Linked DNA regions of Homo sapiens: region 1 is linked to region 2. Evidence: chromatin loops called from intact Hi-C (ENCODE). Cell type or tissue: GM12878. All regions are shown on one strand.

Region 1 (8,000 bases), 53 kb after region 2:
CCAGCACTTTGGAAGGCTGAGGTGGGCGGATCACCTGAGGTCAGGAGTTCGAGACCAGCCTGACCAACGTGGAGAAACCCTGTCTCTACTAAAAATACAAAATTAGCTGGGTGTGATGGTCCATGCCTGTAACCCCAGCTACTCGGGAGGCTGAGGCAGGAGAATTGCTTGAACCCGGGAGGCGGAGGTTGCAGTGAGCCAAGATCACACCATTGCATTCCAGCCTGGGCAACAAGAGCGAAACTCTGTCTCAAAAATAAACAAACAAACAAACAAACAAACAAAGTGCAGCCACTGTGGAAAACAGTTTGGCAGTTCCTCAAAAAGTTAACATATTATCCAGCAATTCTACTCCTAGAAGTTCAATACCCAAGAGAACTGAAAATATATGTTCACATAAAAACTTGCCAACAAATGTTCATAGGAGCATTATTATTTACAGCCAAAAACCAGAAACAACCCCCTTGCCTGCAAACTGATGAATGGATAAACAAAATGTAATATAACATATAATAAAATATTATTCAGCCATAAAAAGGAATGAAGTATTGATACCTGCTGTGACACGGATGGACTTTGCAAACACTATGCTAAGTGAAAGAAGTCAGATGCCAAAGCCCATATATCGTGGGACTTCATTAATATAAATGTCCAGAATAAGCAAATTAATACAGACAGAAAGGAAATCAGTGGCTGCTTGGGGCCAGAGGCAGGGGAGAATGTGGCATGACAGTTAATGGGCATTCAGTTTCTTTTTGGGGTGATAAAAATGTTGTGGAATTGGAAGTGGCAATGGTTGCATAACTCAGTGAATATACAAAAAACCATTGTATTATACATTTTAAAAGGGTGAACGCTATGGTCTGTGAATTATATCTCAATAAAATAAATGCCCCCAGGCTGGGTGCAATGGCTCACCCCTGTAATCCCCAGCACTTTGGAGACTAAGGTGGGAAAATCGCTTGGGGCCAGGAGTTTGAGACTAGCCTGGGCAACATAGTGAGACCCTGTCTCTAATGGCACGTGCCTGTGGTTCCAGCTGGTCAGGAGGCTGAGGTGAGAGGATCGCTTGAGCCTGGGAAGTTGAGGCTGCAGTGAGTTCTGATCATGGCATTGCACTCCAGTCTGGGCGACAGAATGAGACCCTGTCTCAAAAAAAAAATGCCCCCCAAAATGCCTAGTGGTACGCAGTGCACACTATGTACTGTGAGGAAGGCCTGCTAATAAAAAGATCTTCACTGAACACATGAGAGAACAAATGGCAGGATGGCCTGGCACAGCAAAAGCCCTCCAGGCAGATAGTGGCTGAATCATTTAAGCATGGAAGACACAGGAAGAGCAGAAGACCATGTGCCGCGACTGTTCTAGCAGCTGGAGGATGAAAAAGACATAGTCTTGTCCTTCACAGCATTCACAGCTTATATGGAAAGACAAGTGGACAACGAGCTCTAGGAAGCTGGTGGGTGGAGCGATTCATGGGAATGAGGAGTGGGTCTTCGTCAGACTGCAATGGGCTGGTTACAGAAGGGAAGAAGCAACACCAGCCTGTGGCAACTTGGAATCTCCGAAGGTTTTAAAACAGATGAACAGCAGGACCTGATCTATGCCTGAGAGATAATGGGGCAGGGAGACAATGCAGGGGAGGAAGCGGCACAATGCAGGGCAGACCCAGCTGGACTTGGGGTGCTCACCAATGGTAAGAGATGGAGATGGATTCTGGACATAACCCTGGGATCAAGGTGTAAGTGACCAGGAGGGTGGGACAAAAAGGGACCTGAGGAGGAGGGCAGGGTTGAGTGGAGGAGTCTGAAGAGCCCAAGGGATTCCTGGGGGACAACTTCAGGGAAGTGCTGACTGGGACTCAGCAGAGAGGCCTGGCCAGAGCTGAAGAGCTGAGTCATGGGTTTGGAGATGAGCTTGAAGGAGAAAAGGGGAGAATGCAATGTTAGGGAACCACCCCCACCCCCACCAGAGGGTGGGCAGAAGTGAAAGAACAGTCAAGGGATATGGAGGGAGCGGGAGACAGCCATTTCCCAGATCCTAGGGAGAAGCATCTGGAAGGAGGAGCAGCAGGGTTCCTGCAGAGCCTCAGCTCCCATGCACTTCCCTGGTACCTGCCTCAAAGGCACATGCTCCACAGGTGGGCTCAGGTCGCATTTAATAACTAAACAAATGGATAAAATTCCATAATGAGCAAGACAGGAACAGATGCCAGTTACATCCTAAAGCCATACATCATTTTCACAAGATTTTATCTCTCTTTCAATATAATGTAAATTTAAATTCTAGGACTGTTTAAGGCCACAAATAAATGAATCATTGAAAGTAAATGTCACAGCCTGGTAACAGGTAAAGAGGATGACTTTACTCAACAATGTAACCAAATAAAATGGATGTTTTGGAAAAGGAAATTAAACACATGGAGGTATAAGATATTAGATTAAGTTTCAAACCCTAATGATACACTCCTGGAGAGAAACAGTCCACTACTGCTCAAAAAGAAGAAAATACCATATAACCAAGTTTAAGAATAATTCTGAGGAAATGATAAGAGCAAATGGAAATGAGAAAAAGATTTTCTTCAGGCTATTAAATTACAGACTTTTGGAGATGGTCTGTTCTCATATTCCTATGTCCTTCCGGCATAGGGAGCTGAAGGTCTCCCTCCTAGAATCCGAGGCGCTCCACACATGCAACGGATTTGGACTATGCTGTTATTAGAAATGTTCAAATCAGTTCTTCCCAGGGGATTGATTTGTGAAGGAGCACATCCTTAATTATAGCATTTTCCATTTCCATCTTCTCCAATTCTCCCAGTGCACCTCACCTTCTGCAAATCACCAAGTGAGAAAATGCCCCGTGACACCGTCGCTCAAAGTCTCACATCAGTAAAAATGTAAGTGACAAGAAAATTCGTCATTCAGCCTATTTCAAGTCTAGAGAAAGTGCTGTCAAATTGAGTGAGAAAAGATTCAACAGGCTACTTCAATGATGAAAACGACAGAAAAAGTGACGAATCAATATGAACAATAGAAGCCCTGAGTTCTGCCATGCTGACGCCAATAACTTGATTTCTGGGAGGAAGGGAGTCAATGTCACTTGAACCGTGTTTCTCTTTCACAGATTTTCACTCGTCCTAAAGACATCATATGTTAGAAGCTAAAAAATGTACTCCCAACCTTAATATAGAAAGGACCACTGCTGACATTTTTGGGGCATTTAATATCCATGAAGTGACAACAAAACGGAAAATAATTAGAAATGCAGAACTGACCTAATGTTAAATGATGAGTTAATGGGTGCAGCACACCAACATGGCACATATATACATATGTAACTAATCTGCACGTTGTGCACATGTACCCTAAAACTTAAAGTATAATTAAAAAAAAAAAAGAAGAAATGCAGAACTGCCTCTAAATGTCTTAAATCCTGTTTGTGGCAAAGTATAAAAAGAGTAGACAATTAAAGAGCAACACACATGAATTGTAAACTCTGTTTCTATCATCACTGACTCTAAGAGAAAAAAATATTATTAAATAAAATACGTTACAGGTACTATTTAGTGCAACATAATTTGAATTGAATTATCCAATGTTTACTCTTCGACCATTCTATTTTGAAGGCAAAAGCGACTTTCATTTGGCCTACAGAATAGTTCATATCTAGGTTGATTCTAGAAATTAAATAGGATCATGATATATGATATACGATAGATAACAAGTAAATGAAACTGACAAGTATAAGAAAACATCTATAGCAGATACTCTGGTTATCCATTCCTTTGAGACATTCTTAATTGTTACCTATAAACAATCTCTTAGGCCCACGTGAAATCAGACTAGGCTCAGGCACGACACAACTGAATTTTGTGGTCCAAAGTATTTGCACCAAGTTGTGTACAGATTTTCTTCGTTTTTCATTTCTGAAAGCAATTTTGGGGAAATAATTCCTTTTCATGGTATTTACAAAAGTTTAGCTTTATTTGTTTTTTCTTCTGTGCGTTTTAAAATAATAAATATCACTACCTCTGGAAGCAGAAAATAGTATTTCTATGCTTCTATGAAATAATTTTAATAGCTTAAAGGCATCTCAGTTTTCCAGGAAGATATTCATCTGATACCAAGTTATCAGATGTCAAGAAGAAACTCCAAGAAAAGTTAGGGGTTTACCAAATGAAAGTGACTTACAAAATGAGGAAAGAAGCTGATGTGAAGGTTGCCAAGCGGCCTTCCTGGCCGATTCAGACTGCTTGAGTGGTACGCTGGGTTGCAAAGCACACCTGAGTGATAAATATTACTGCTGACCCACACTTGAAACTCAATACACCCCACAGACCTATCAGAGCAAAAAAAATAATGCCACAATTATTGAAACCTCACTGGAAATTTGGGGGAATTCTAATAACACAAAGCTCCCTCATGATCAGAAGTAGCAAAAGTATGTTGGCCAGTTAATATTAAAAGCAACTGATTTCTGGCTATTAATAACAGCATGTGATGCAACTGGCTCACTTAGGAAGAAGCTACACTAAGTGGACACAAGGGTTGAGCCATCACAACAAACGGCCCTGGAGCATGTCTTTATCTGCAGCACTCTGAAGAGCTGCTCCATCTGTAGGCATGGCTGGGCCCCTCAACAGACACTGGTCCTGTGCAAACCAGAATGACCAGATGAGCGTGGAGAATATGGGTCTCATTAATGTTATGGAAAGTAGTTTTGAGCAGCCACAGGGCAAAAGCAACTCTTTTACTCCTTTTACATCTGTTCTAACATTTGGTTCACTGTTAGGTTAAAAAAAATAAAGATGATCAGGAAGTATATATAAGTGACTTACATAGTGTGGTTTGAAATTTTTATGTTTGCTGTCAAGATTGGTCATGAAAATTCCCAGGGGCTGCTGGAATGACTTACTCTGGTTTCATAACAGGCTCAATTGTACTGTTCTACACCTTCTGCTAATCTGGTTCTAGGCTGTGTAAAGAAAAAAATATACACATATAGCTCTGTTGAAAATAATGAGTCTTGATGAAGGTCTACGTGTTTGAGTGGGGTAGTGAAGCCACCTGTTTGCTAACGAGTCTCTGGCTGAAGGGCACTGGGCTGAGAACCCCACAAGGTGGTCATACAGCCCTGTGATGCTTCTGCTTAGGGGTGAGGAAGGGAAACACTGTAATGATCTTAGAGGAAGGCTTAAGAAGCAACAGGGCTCAAGTGTGAAGTTCAGGCATCGTCACTGACATAATCTCAGAGATCATCAGCAACACACAGCATACGGGATGCCCTTTTACGAATGCACCTCAAAGGAAAAAGTCCCTGTTCTGACAGCCCTTCAGGTGTGGCGTCTGCAGCAGGTGAATCAGACTACATCCTGAGCATAAGTGAGCCCCCGGCCAGGCACCTCTGCTGATGCTGCATCAACCAAAGATTACATTTAAATAAAGATGCCAATGAAAATGATCAAGTGCTTTTAATGGGTTGAAGTTTTATAGGCTCTATCTCATTTAATCCTCACAACTTCCTTCTGTGGTTTGTACTATCCTAATTTTTTTGTAGAGGAGGAAATTGAAGAGCAGTGAGGAAAAGTGTTCTGTTCCACCTCTCTCAGATGCTACCAGCAGCCTGACTTGAGAGCCTGGCTCTCAGTCACGGCCCTGCCTCTTATGATCAGAATTCTCCCAACAAGAGAAAAGACTAGTGAGGCCAAAACTAGCAGAAGACCCAGTTCCATCTACTCACTGCTGTTTTCATAGAAAGCTGAAGGAGTAAATTGTAGCCCTTCTTCCACTCTCTCCAGTTGGGACTCTATTATCCAACAACTTCAGGTGAAAGAAAACTTACTGTGTTTTCTCCTGCAAATTAAACTTCAATACTTGCATTTCAAGTATTTTTGGCTCTTACAAGCCAGTGAGAGAAATCCCTGTGGGTTAGAGCAGAGGCGGGAGTGACAGTTTCACTAAATCCCATCTGTGTGCCATTCTGCTTGCGGGGTGGGAGCGTCTGCAGCACAGCACATCAGCCCTGCGTCCTGCACTTATTCATGCAGATGTCTCTTCCCCTGTCACTCATCCCTTCATTAGAACTCCCTCCGACCGGCTAGCCCAGGGGCTGCTGTCTTCCTGCCCCTGGTCCTGGTGCCCCGTTTCAAGTGGTGGTGTACAGCACTGGGTGCCTTGTGTGTCCTTCATGTCCTCCAGTGCTCCTGGGCACCGTTACCATGCACCTGCTGCAGTGGCCCCTCGGCTTGCAATTTGACGTGAGGCACTGTCATACCAGTGACCGCACAGGTTGCCAGTAACAGGAAAGCAATTTTCTATTGAGCTATGACTATATCTGGCCCAGGATGGATTGTGCAAGGGAAAAAAGATTTTTTTTTTTTGTAAGGGGTGTTTTCTTTTGTAGCTGGACAACATATATCATCAAGTGCAGAGCAGATACTTGGTCCTTCCTGAATCTGACATTTGAACAACAGATTCAACATTTCTACTCCATTTCAGCAGGTACCTCTGAGTACCTAAATCTTTTCAACTTTTAAGAGTAAGGCAGAAGGAATTCAGGTTAAAAAGTCTGCTGCAGTCAGAAGAGAGATCAGAATTAGAAATTCTCTCATAATAACACATGCTTTAAAAATAAAATTTCAGAAAAAAATGATGGGTGTTTATCTTAACTTTTTATGTCTTTATATTCTGGGATAATTCTACTTTACTCTTCAATGAAAACTGTCTGCTTTTATATTTTATATGCAAAATTCCTTGTAACAGATCCCATCTATTCTGCCTAAACTCATAAAATATACAAATAACAGAAACAGCCCCCAGTGCTGTTAAAGATAAAATTCCCAACCCACACAATTCTCTGGGACTTTCCACATTTAAGCCTCATAGAGTCACTTGATATCATCTTCGTGACTAAAAATATAACTGCAGTATTACTTAAAATTATAATCAAATCATTCTCTTGCAAATTAAGACACTTACTCTTAGAAAAAAAAATAGCCAAATTGAATTCGGTACGTCTTTTCTTGATAGATCAAAAGCAGCTCCATTAAATCAGCAGTTTTATATTAATGGCATGAGACATGACCCAGATGAGGAAAATGTCCTTTGGAGCCATTTTGTATTTTATTTGAAGAGCCATGGAGATGATCCTCACAATTCATATGTGAGGCAGAATTGTATCACTGGTCTCAAGGCCAGGAGGCTGGACATGATCCCAAATGTGGTGGCCCATCCACATCAGAGAGCCCAGGTTCATCTTCTCTCAATCCCTCATTTCTTCCCATTATTGTGCCTGCCACCCATCTATTCACCCACCCACCCATCCATCCATCCATCCATCCACCCACCCACCCACCCATTCACCCATCTACTCACCAACCCTTCCATCTGATATTTACTAAGTGCCTCCTACATATCCATTATTCTCTCCTCAGATGTAAGGAAAGTACTTCCTTGCATCTCAGCCCTCCTCTAAATCTTTGATCCTATAATATTCAAATGTTGTACTGAGTATTATAGTATATTGGAGGATTCTAAAACCCATCATAGTGAGATTACACTATAATTAGCCTGAGTTCTGTTGGGGCAACATCTCACTTAGAATAAAAGAGACAATCTCTATGAAATAAAAACAAGCTACCCAATGTTGGTGCAGTTGGCTGCCACTCATGAAGCTCTTTGTAGCCAAGAGCCCATTGGGTCCTCCTGCAAAACTCAAACCACATATGATAAAGCAGAGACAGGCAACAAAAGTGATGCTCTGAGACCACCCAGCTAGCAATGAGCAGGGCTGAAACTCAAACCCAGGGCGATCTGTTACACATGCTGGCCTCTTCCTACTCCCTTATGCTGTCTCAGTTTAATCTTTCAAACTTATTTAAGATGCTTGCAATGTTCAGTGCTAAATTAATCCACAAACATTGTTGTTTGGTGCTAACAGGAAGAATAAGGATAGATAAATTAGATTCTTCTTTCTCCCCCCAGAACCAAGAGTAGCACAAA
Region 2 (8,000 bases):
CCCCGGGAAAGCGGCCCCCGCCCCCTACCGCCGCGGAGCCGCCCGCCAAGGCAGTCAAGGCCCCGGGCGCCAAGAAGCCCAAGGCCATCCGCAAGCTGCACTTCGAGGACGAGGTGACCACGTCGCCCGTGCTGGGGCTCAAGATCAAGGAGGGCCCGGTGGAGGCGCCGCGGGGCCGCGCGGGGGGCGCGGCGCGGCCGCTGGGCGAGTTCATCTGCCAGCTGTGCAAGGAGGAGTACGCCGACCCGTTCGCGCTGGCGCAGCACAAATGCTCGCGCATCGTGCGTGTGGAGTACCGCTGTCCCGAGTGCGCCAAGGTCTTCAGCTGCCCGGCCAACCTGGCCTCGCACCGCCGCTGGCACAAACCGCGGCCCGCGCCCGCCGCCGCCCGCGCGCCGGAGCCAGAAGCAGCAGCCAGGGCTGAGGCGCGGGAGGCACCCGGCGGCGGCAGCGACCGGGACACGCCGAGCCCCGGCGGCGTGTCCGAGTCGGGCTCCGAGGACGGGCTCTACGAGTGCCATCACTGCGCCAAGAAGTTCCGCCGCCAGGCCTACCTACGCAAGCACCTGCTGGCGCACCACCAGGCGCTGCAGGCCAAGGGCGCGCCGCTAGCGCCCCCGGCCGAGGACCTACTGGCCTTGTACCCCGGGCCCGACGAGAAGGCGCCCCAGGAGGCGGCCGGCGACGGCGAGGGGGCCGGCGTGCTGGGCCTGAGTGCGTCCGCCGAGTGCCACCTGTGCCCAGTGTGCGGAGAGTCGTTCGCCAGCAAGGGCGCTCAGGAGCGCCACCTGCGCCTGCTGCACGCCGCCCAGGTGTTCCCCTGCAAGTACTGCCCGGCCACCTTCTACAGCTCGCCCGGCCTTACGCGGCACATCAACAAGTGCCACCCATCCGAAAACAGACAGGTGATCCTCCTGCAGGTGCCCGTGCGCCCGGCCTGCTAGAGCGCGCCCTCCACCCCGGCCCCCGAACTGTGCCTTCGCTTGGAGACCCACAAAGAGAGTGCGCCCTGCACTCCCCGAACCCGAGTCCGCGCTGGGGGAGCCTCGCCCCCGCCCCCACCGGGTGAAAGTGTCGTCTCCGCTTCTCTCGGTGTGGCGTGACGGTAACCCCATACTCTCCTTTTGACTCCTTTTGGAACCCCCACTTTTACGTTGTGTCCCTCCGCCTCCCCCATGGCGCAACAGGAGTCAGTCTCTTTCTGTACAAGGGAGAAAAGCTGTACGCGTTTGTCTCGTGGTTGGAAGCCTCCCCTTGGCGGGGAGAAGCTTTTTTTCTTGCTAGTATTCGCTGTGTTCATGGTCTAGAAATGCGGTCTGGTCTCGCCTCGCCTACCAATCTCTGCTCTCTATGTATGTAGCGTACGGGTTGTTTTGGGTGAATCTTGAGGAATAAATGCCTTTATATTTCACAGGCTGTAAATTGAACTTCCCACACGATTAGCTTTATTATGGCTTGTGAACTGCTGGAGTCTGGCTTTACCTTTTTGTATGTGAACAAATCAAATTGCTTAAAAAAGAGTTTTCTTTAGTATAGCCACAAATGCCTTGAACTGTTGTCTGGGATTGTTTTGTGGGGGGAGGGAAGGGAGTGTTCCGAAGATGCTGTAGTAACTGCCTCAGTGTTTCACGTAAGACTTTTTGGTTTGATCATCTTTGTTGAGGTAGGACTATCAGTTCCCTCTAAATGTATATGTTGATTTATGAGTAATTGTTATTTATTCTTTATTTATTTATATTAATTATGAAGATTATGATATTATTTGATTGCAGATTTTTTTGGCGCGCTGCCCCCTCCCCACCCTGCCACTCTTGACATTCCACTGTGCGTTTTAGAAGAGAGCCTTTTTCTAAAGGGATCTGCTTAAAGTTTTAACTTTTATACCTATCTGAGTGAATTACAGACAACCTATCATTTATTCTGCTTCGAGGGTCCCCAGGGCCCTTGTACAACCGACAGCTCTTACTTTTAAATGCAATCTCTTTTCTACATACATTATTTTCTTAATTGTTAGCTATTTATAGAAAGCTTCAATAGAACTGTTTCAACTGTATAACTATTTACTATTCAAATAAAATATTTTCAAAGTCAAAGTGTGGTGGCCTGATTTCTGCATCACATGCTTTCAGGACGAATTTAAAATAGAGCTTCTGATGGTTTCTTAAAATGTAACTTTATTTTTTATTAGGAAAAAGGGAACCACCAGGATGGTGGGTTTTCAGAGCTGAACCTCAGCTGCGGAACTCTGCCCTTCTGGCAGCCTGAGGGTATAGCCTTGGTAGCGGCTGGCTGAAACAAGCCTTGTTGGGGTCCTTAGTAATGTGCCAGGAGGCGGGTTAGAATGAAGGCCCTGGGCATCTTTTCAGAGAAATCTAGATCAGTGTCCCTAAGAAGCTGTTCTTTGCACTGCACTTTCATTTAGCAAGTCCTTCATTCCCAAAAATTTGGGGCTCAGGGTGATAGTAATTCCTCAGATAAATAAAGTGGGTAGTTTTTGTTCACGACAAGAAAGGAGAAATGACTTTACCGTCAGATTTGCAAAGCACGGGCAGCAACCCGATTCACATTTGGATGCAATGGGAAGTTAAGCAACTGGGGGCAAGGGCTTAGAAATAATTTTCCAATCAGGTGAGCAGTCTGTTTGGGGGGAAAATGGAACACCATCTGTTTGGGGTATTAAATTTAATAACAGGTAATTACAATGTTTTCCATTATGTGTCACTCAGCTCTTTCAAGAACAATTCTGACTCTCACCAGTGAATATTTTGGGTTGTTTTCCTCTGTCTTGGAAACATCTCATGAAGGAGCTGTGCTAAATCTCACAATTGTGCATGTGTGTGTTCCCTTCCTTTTGTGTGTTTTTGCTGCCTTTTTTTTTTTCCTGAGGTCCGCTAAAGCTAACATTTGCCTGCCAAAGAGATTTTAGAAATCTGCACAGTAAAGGGATTTGCATCTCCAAAGAAGAGCTGGAATGAGGCTGGGAAGGGCAGTCCATGAGGAACTTGGAAGGACAAACTGAGGAAAGAGATCATTTTCAGATTGTGAGCCTCAAGTTTTCTGTGGGACGGGGTTTAGCTAGCAGGCTCAGCTAGCAGGAATGTGGAATATTCCTCCCTTTGTGAGGGTCTGGAAACAGCCTTCGAATAACAATGAAGGAGAAACCTCTACAGGTAAGTTGCCTCCAGGACAAATTGCATGGAGCTTTTTATCACTGATGACTACATATTTTACCAGTTTGGAAAATAAAAGAACAAAAAGCTCAGGGCTGGTACAATAGGAAAGCACAGGGACAGAGCAGCATTTATAACATCCTAAAAACTTTAAACGAAACAAAGAAAAACTCAAATGTGTGGGTTGATGGCTGCTGCTTCTCCCCTCCTGCAACAGTAATACTGGAGAATGGGAGCATTGAAAATATTCTCTCTGAGTTACACCAAACATTAAAAGATACCCCAAACTGAGGGTCAGTGTATGCACGTTCTGTGGCAATAAAGTTTCCTTAAAAACTGGAAGATTGGCCGCACATGGGGAGTCCAGACTCGTCTGCAGGAATGGTAGCTTGTAACTATGTTGGGCTCACTGTGGTTCTCGTCTGTAATCACAAAAACATGAATTCATCTAAGATCCACCTTCATGAGGGTAAATATAATTTGGTTGTTCACAAACATGTTCCTTCATCCCCTGTATAAATTTATTTCAATGGAATAAATGGAACCCGAAACATCTATGTGAGATATTAAATGAAACTGTATAGTAAATGGAGTTGAAGGCAATGAAACAGCGTAGAAATAGAAAAACTTGGTCAATTTTTATCACGGTAACACAATATGAGTTAGCAGAATATAGGAAGGGAATCAGGCTCTCTCCCCTTTTGCTTGCCTCCCTGGATAATACGTTCACAAGGTTCCCATTCGAGAACATCACGTTGAAACGCACACACTTTTTAACAAATCTGTGAAGGAGGCTGTAGGCATTCCGTGTGTTCTGGGGCTGCTGCAAGCTGGGAAGGCCATCCGTGGAAACTGCCCGAGAATTCCCTACCATCCCACAGCAAGGATTTGGTGGTGAGAGGCCCAGGGGGTCAGGAAAAGTAGTAAGGTTAAGGAGGGAGGAGCTAAAAGAGGGAAGAAATAAAGGAAGAGATTTGATTTTTGCCAGTGCCTTCACCCTTCTCTACTTCCATACAAATGTGGTATAATAAAAAGCAAAAGGCTGTTCAGCATTCCTTTGGTTCCACAATGAGCCTGTGGCTAGAACAGCTGCACGCCACGCTGGTTGAGCCCTTTCTCCAGAGTTACTATGTCCTCTCGAAGCAGCTTCCCCTGTTGCCTGCTTTGCTTTTTCCCTGGAGGCCTGGAAACGCTGGGGTTCTTGCCGCCCTCGGAGCAGGCACGTTGTACTGGCAAGAGTTTGACTTGTGTGACTCACTCGGAGGCCTGTGCTTCGAGGCACGCCTTCCTTCTGTGTAGCACCATGGACTAAGTGATCGCACCTTTCAGCTGATCCTGGGCCTGTCACTGGGTTCAATCTGGGAGTACCCAGATCTTGCAGAGCAGAAATGAAGCCAGGAGCCTGGCTGGACTCCAGCTGCACAAGGGCACCTGTCGGCATGTTGGGGTCCTGCAGAGACCTGGGTGTGCAACATCGGCCAGGGCAACACTAGCCACAGGTGGATGCGCCTAGCACGTCCGTGCCCAGATGCTGCCGAGGAGGGTGTGACATTTCTCATCAGCTTCCCTTTGCTCTGTGAGTAGCTATCTCCTCCCCCAGTTGGGCTGAACTCCACAGCCATCCACAGAGTCTTCAAAACAAAGCAGAAGCGTCTCCTAACCACCCTGAGTGACCTGATAACACTACAGGAATTCTTCATGTATCAACTGTCTTGCAAAAGAGACAGGGGCCTCATATAAGGTTGGGCTTTCTGAAGTTGAGTCAGTTGACTTCCTGAAAGCGTCAGTCTCCTCATCTGTAAACCAGAGATCATACTCCTGGCAGATGCCCTGAGGGTCTCTGGAGCCTTTGTGGGACATTTGGGAAAGATTCCTGAGCCCAGGAGATGAAGGGCAGTGAGGAGCCCAGAGGGACCTGCATTTTTCGCTTAGACAGGGGCACTCCTCTTTGCCAGAAGTACTGTTCCATGGCATTGAGGATTCGTTACATACCCACTGGCCTGTGGCAGGGTTACTTTGAGCGAAACTTGCTTTTTGCAGAACGGACATTCAGGTCTTGTAGAAAAATTTTCTGGCAAATAGACCCAAGGCGAAGTCTATGGAATCATATATGGGATAAGATGAGTCCCCCAGTTAGCTTCTTACAGAGCTAGAATTAGTTACGGTTCTTTGATGGTCAGACTAAAGGAATTTGTAATGCTCTGGTAGTTAAAGTTACAGACGATGGAATTTAGAGATCGAAGAGGAAACTGAGTTGTAGAGAGAAATCCACAGGTGGCAAAACATACCAGTGTGAGAACCAACTGAATAGCAACATGCAGGGATCTTGATTCCATTTAATCGTCAAGGAGGTACCAAAGCGGGGAGTTCAAAGTGGCGACCTAAAGACACTCAGCTTCTCATCTTCAATGATGGAAACATCTCATGGGTCTTTTGGCAACACAACCCCAAATAGCCCCAAAATCCCACCCAGGCGGGAAAGATAGCAGCTGAAGGCATCTTCAAGTTCCATCCCATCATATCTATTGGAGAAACATCGTTTCTCTACTGCCTGCCTGCAACATTAAATGACCAATACTCATAGGGAAAGTCTGGTGAACTCATGACTCCTGGGTTCTAATATGGCAATTGTCACTAGCAGGCACATCAGCAACACAAAGACAAGTTCAGCAGTGGAGGTGGCTCTATAACTTAAGGAGACCTGGTCACAAGTCCCCCAAGAGCCCAGTGATCCTAGAATAAAGAACTCTTCACAAACATGCAGAGCCAGAAGACCATCCTCTGAAGGGCTGCAGCCTAGAGTTCCTCGTGTCCCCTCGCACCTTCATCAGCTAAGGTTTCCAAGTGAGGCCAGGTATGTTGACTCTTCAGGAAGAAGGGACCAGAGATGGATGGCACCTGCTTGCCCAGTGATCTCGATGACTAGGGACTGGGGAACTACAGCCTCCTTCTGACACTGCTAAGGAAACAGATCAATACTTTTCAACATCCCCTCACCTTTTGCAAACAACCAGCTACAGGTTTTGGTGTCATCAGGGCAACTTCCCAGGCAAGAGGATTTTCTGAAGATGATTGAGTCCTGCTTCTTTGGACACATCCCTCATGAGGACCTGCAGGAGGAAATTAACACAGGCCACATTGGGTTTTGAAAGTCACAGAGCCTCATGAGAAGGGTCAACCCAGCAAGGGATGTGCGATGGACCTTTGGGGTGAAGGGAATTGATTTCTCATAGCTAGATGAGATAATCAAACTGGCTTACAAATTTACCAATCACAACTACTTTTTGGTCATTATTAAGGCTTGATATGCTTCTCAGAATCACAGAGCACCTTTGAGCATATGATATGGAGTCAGTTAACACGTTTTCACTAACCCAAACACACTCCTTCGTATCTTAAGCCCCTACCGTCATCATTTGTACCCCGCATACTTGGATTGTGGGCTTGCTGTGTAGCATCTGGAAAGTGGAATGTCCAGGACCTGCTGCTTCCTTCTGGCAGTGTATATGCTGAGCAGATGGGTTCTGGGGTGATCGCCTTCGTGTTTGTCTTGTTTGAAGATTTCTATCCTGTGTGGTCTTCCTGGTGGTATTTCCACACAAGCATCAGCACTAACGTTTTTTCTCTAGTTCCTCGCATAAGCTCACACCACGGAGACAAACCATCCTTAGAACATTCAACATTCACCGCATTGAAACGAAACTTACAGAATGTTCACTGCCAGCAGGACACATTCAAAGGCATGATTACTGAGAGCCTGTTTCCAGCATGCCATGTGCACGCCCTGCAGCTCCCCCAATGTCTATGAGAAGCTTATTTGCACAATTTGCCTCTAGTTTCCCAGAGCTGCCTCCCCTTCATCAGAACCCAGGCGTCCCCTGCTCCTTCCCTGTGGTTTGAACCAGCAGACCAAGCATTGCGCAGCAGGGAGACAATAATGCTGGCAACGTCAACCTGAATTCATTCTTCTTCTCTTTCACTCGTCAAAGAAGGGCCTTTTATTTGAATGCAACATCTGCTTCGTCTCTGTTGTGCAAGACCAGGGCCCTGATGCAATGCCCCCTTCTCAAACACCACAGCCAGGTGACAGTCACACCTGACGGTGACAGGATGAAGAGAGGGAGCCAAGAGGCTATTATGTGTCAAATCTGATAGGATGCAGAGGAGGCGTTACAGCATGGAAGGGTGGGTTTTAGAGGAGGGCGCTTTCCACAGGAGGAAAAAACATCAGGCTACAGTTTCCTCCCAGCATAAAGAACAGAAAAGGATGGGGAAGTTAGGCTGTAACACATGTGTCCAGTGTTGCCATTTAAAAGCTTGTAACATCAATCGATTGCAGTTCTTTTCTACTGCTATTTATCAACTACAGTATGTAAAACGAGCCTTTACCATTTTATGAGTACAGCTACAAGGAGATTGTTATTAGGAGATGGGCAGAAACCAATAGGAAAGGTGCGCATGAGAATGATCAGGTTGAGACTGCCCAGGACAAAGGCGGCTGGATCAATCAAATCTGGGTGCCCAATTTGGAACAGAATCATGTTAGATTTCATCAAATATTTTATACCATAAAGGAACACATTCTGTTTTCCTCACGTTTGGAATAGATCTTTATTGTGTCTTTTGAAACATTATGTTTTTTGTTCTGTTAATCACAGAGAAAACCATGTTTTCCCCTCAGTATTTTCAAAATTTGGTAATTCAGATTAAAAAGGACAAAAAACAATTAAATGCATATTAGACCTACCTTAACTTATTTGTAGCAGTAAATGTGACCTTACATTCTAAGATTATATTGGGATTCCAGAATTACTGCCATCATTGCAGTAT

What was found. Peaks named below come from ENCODE experiments on the same cell type or tissue, not always from the same donor. Only the 100,000 strongest peaks of a DNase experiment are listed, where the experiment ranks them.
Region 1: a loop joins it to region 2, with 3 times the contacts of the local background. A loop is called at or near these places in 5 of 110 quality-filtered maps.

The regions. Positions count from the first base shown.
Region 1 is chr20:20,421,419-20,429,418 of GRCh38, forward strand. The region is part of intron 37 of RALGAPA2 (Ral GTPase activating protein catalytic subunit alpha 2); the gene reads right to left. Among named protein-coding and RNA genes, the nearest start is that of INSM1, 57 kb to the left of the region's middle. RefSeq lists an enhancer at 4,971-5,130. In GM12878, no CTCF peak of the experiment used is centred here; a DNase peak (open chromatin) is centred at 4,344; H3K27ac peaks cover 261 bases.
Region 2 is chr20:20,368,857-20,376,856 of GRCh38, forward strand. INSM1 (INSM transcriptional repressor 1) reads left to right here. Exons shown (of 1, transcript NM_002196.3): 1 at 1-2,093. The coding sequence ends at 944. Among named protein-coding and RNA genes, the nearest start is that of INSM1, 4.8 kb to the left of the region's middle. In GM12878, no CTCF peak of the experiment used is centred here; no DNase peak of the experiment used is centred here; H3K4me3 peaks cover 263 bases; H3K27me3 peaks cover 1,142 bases.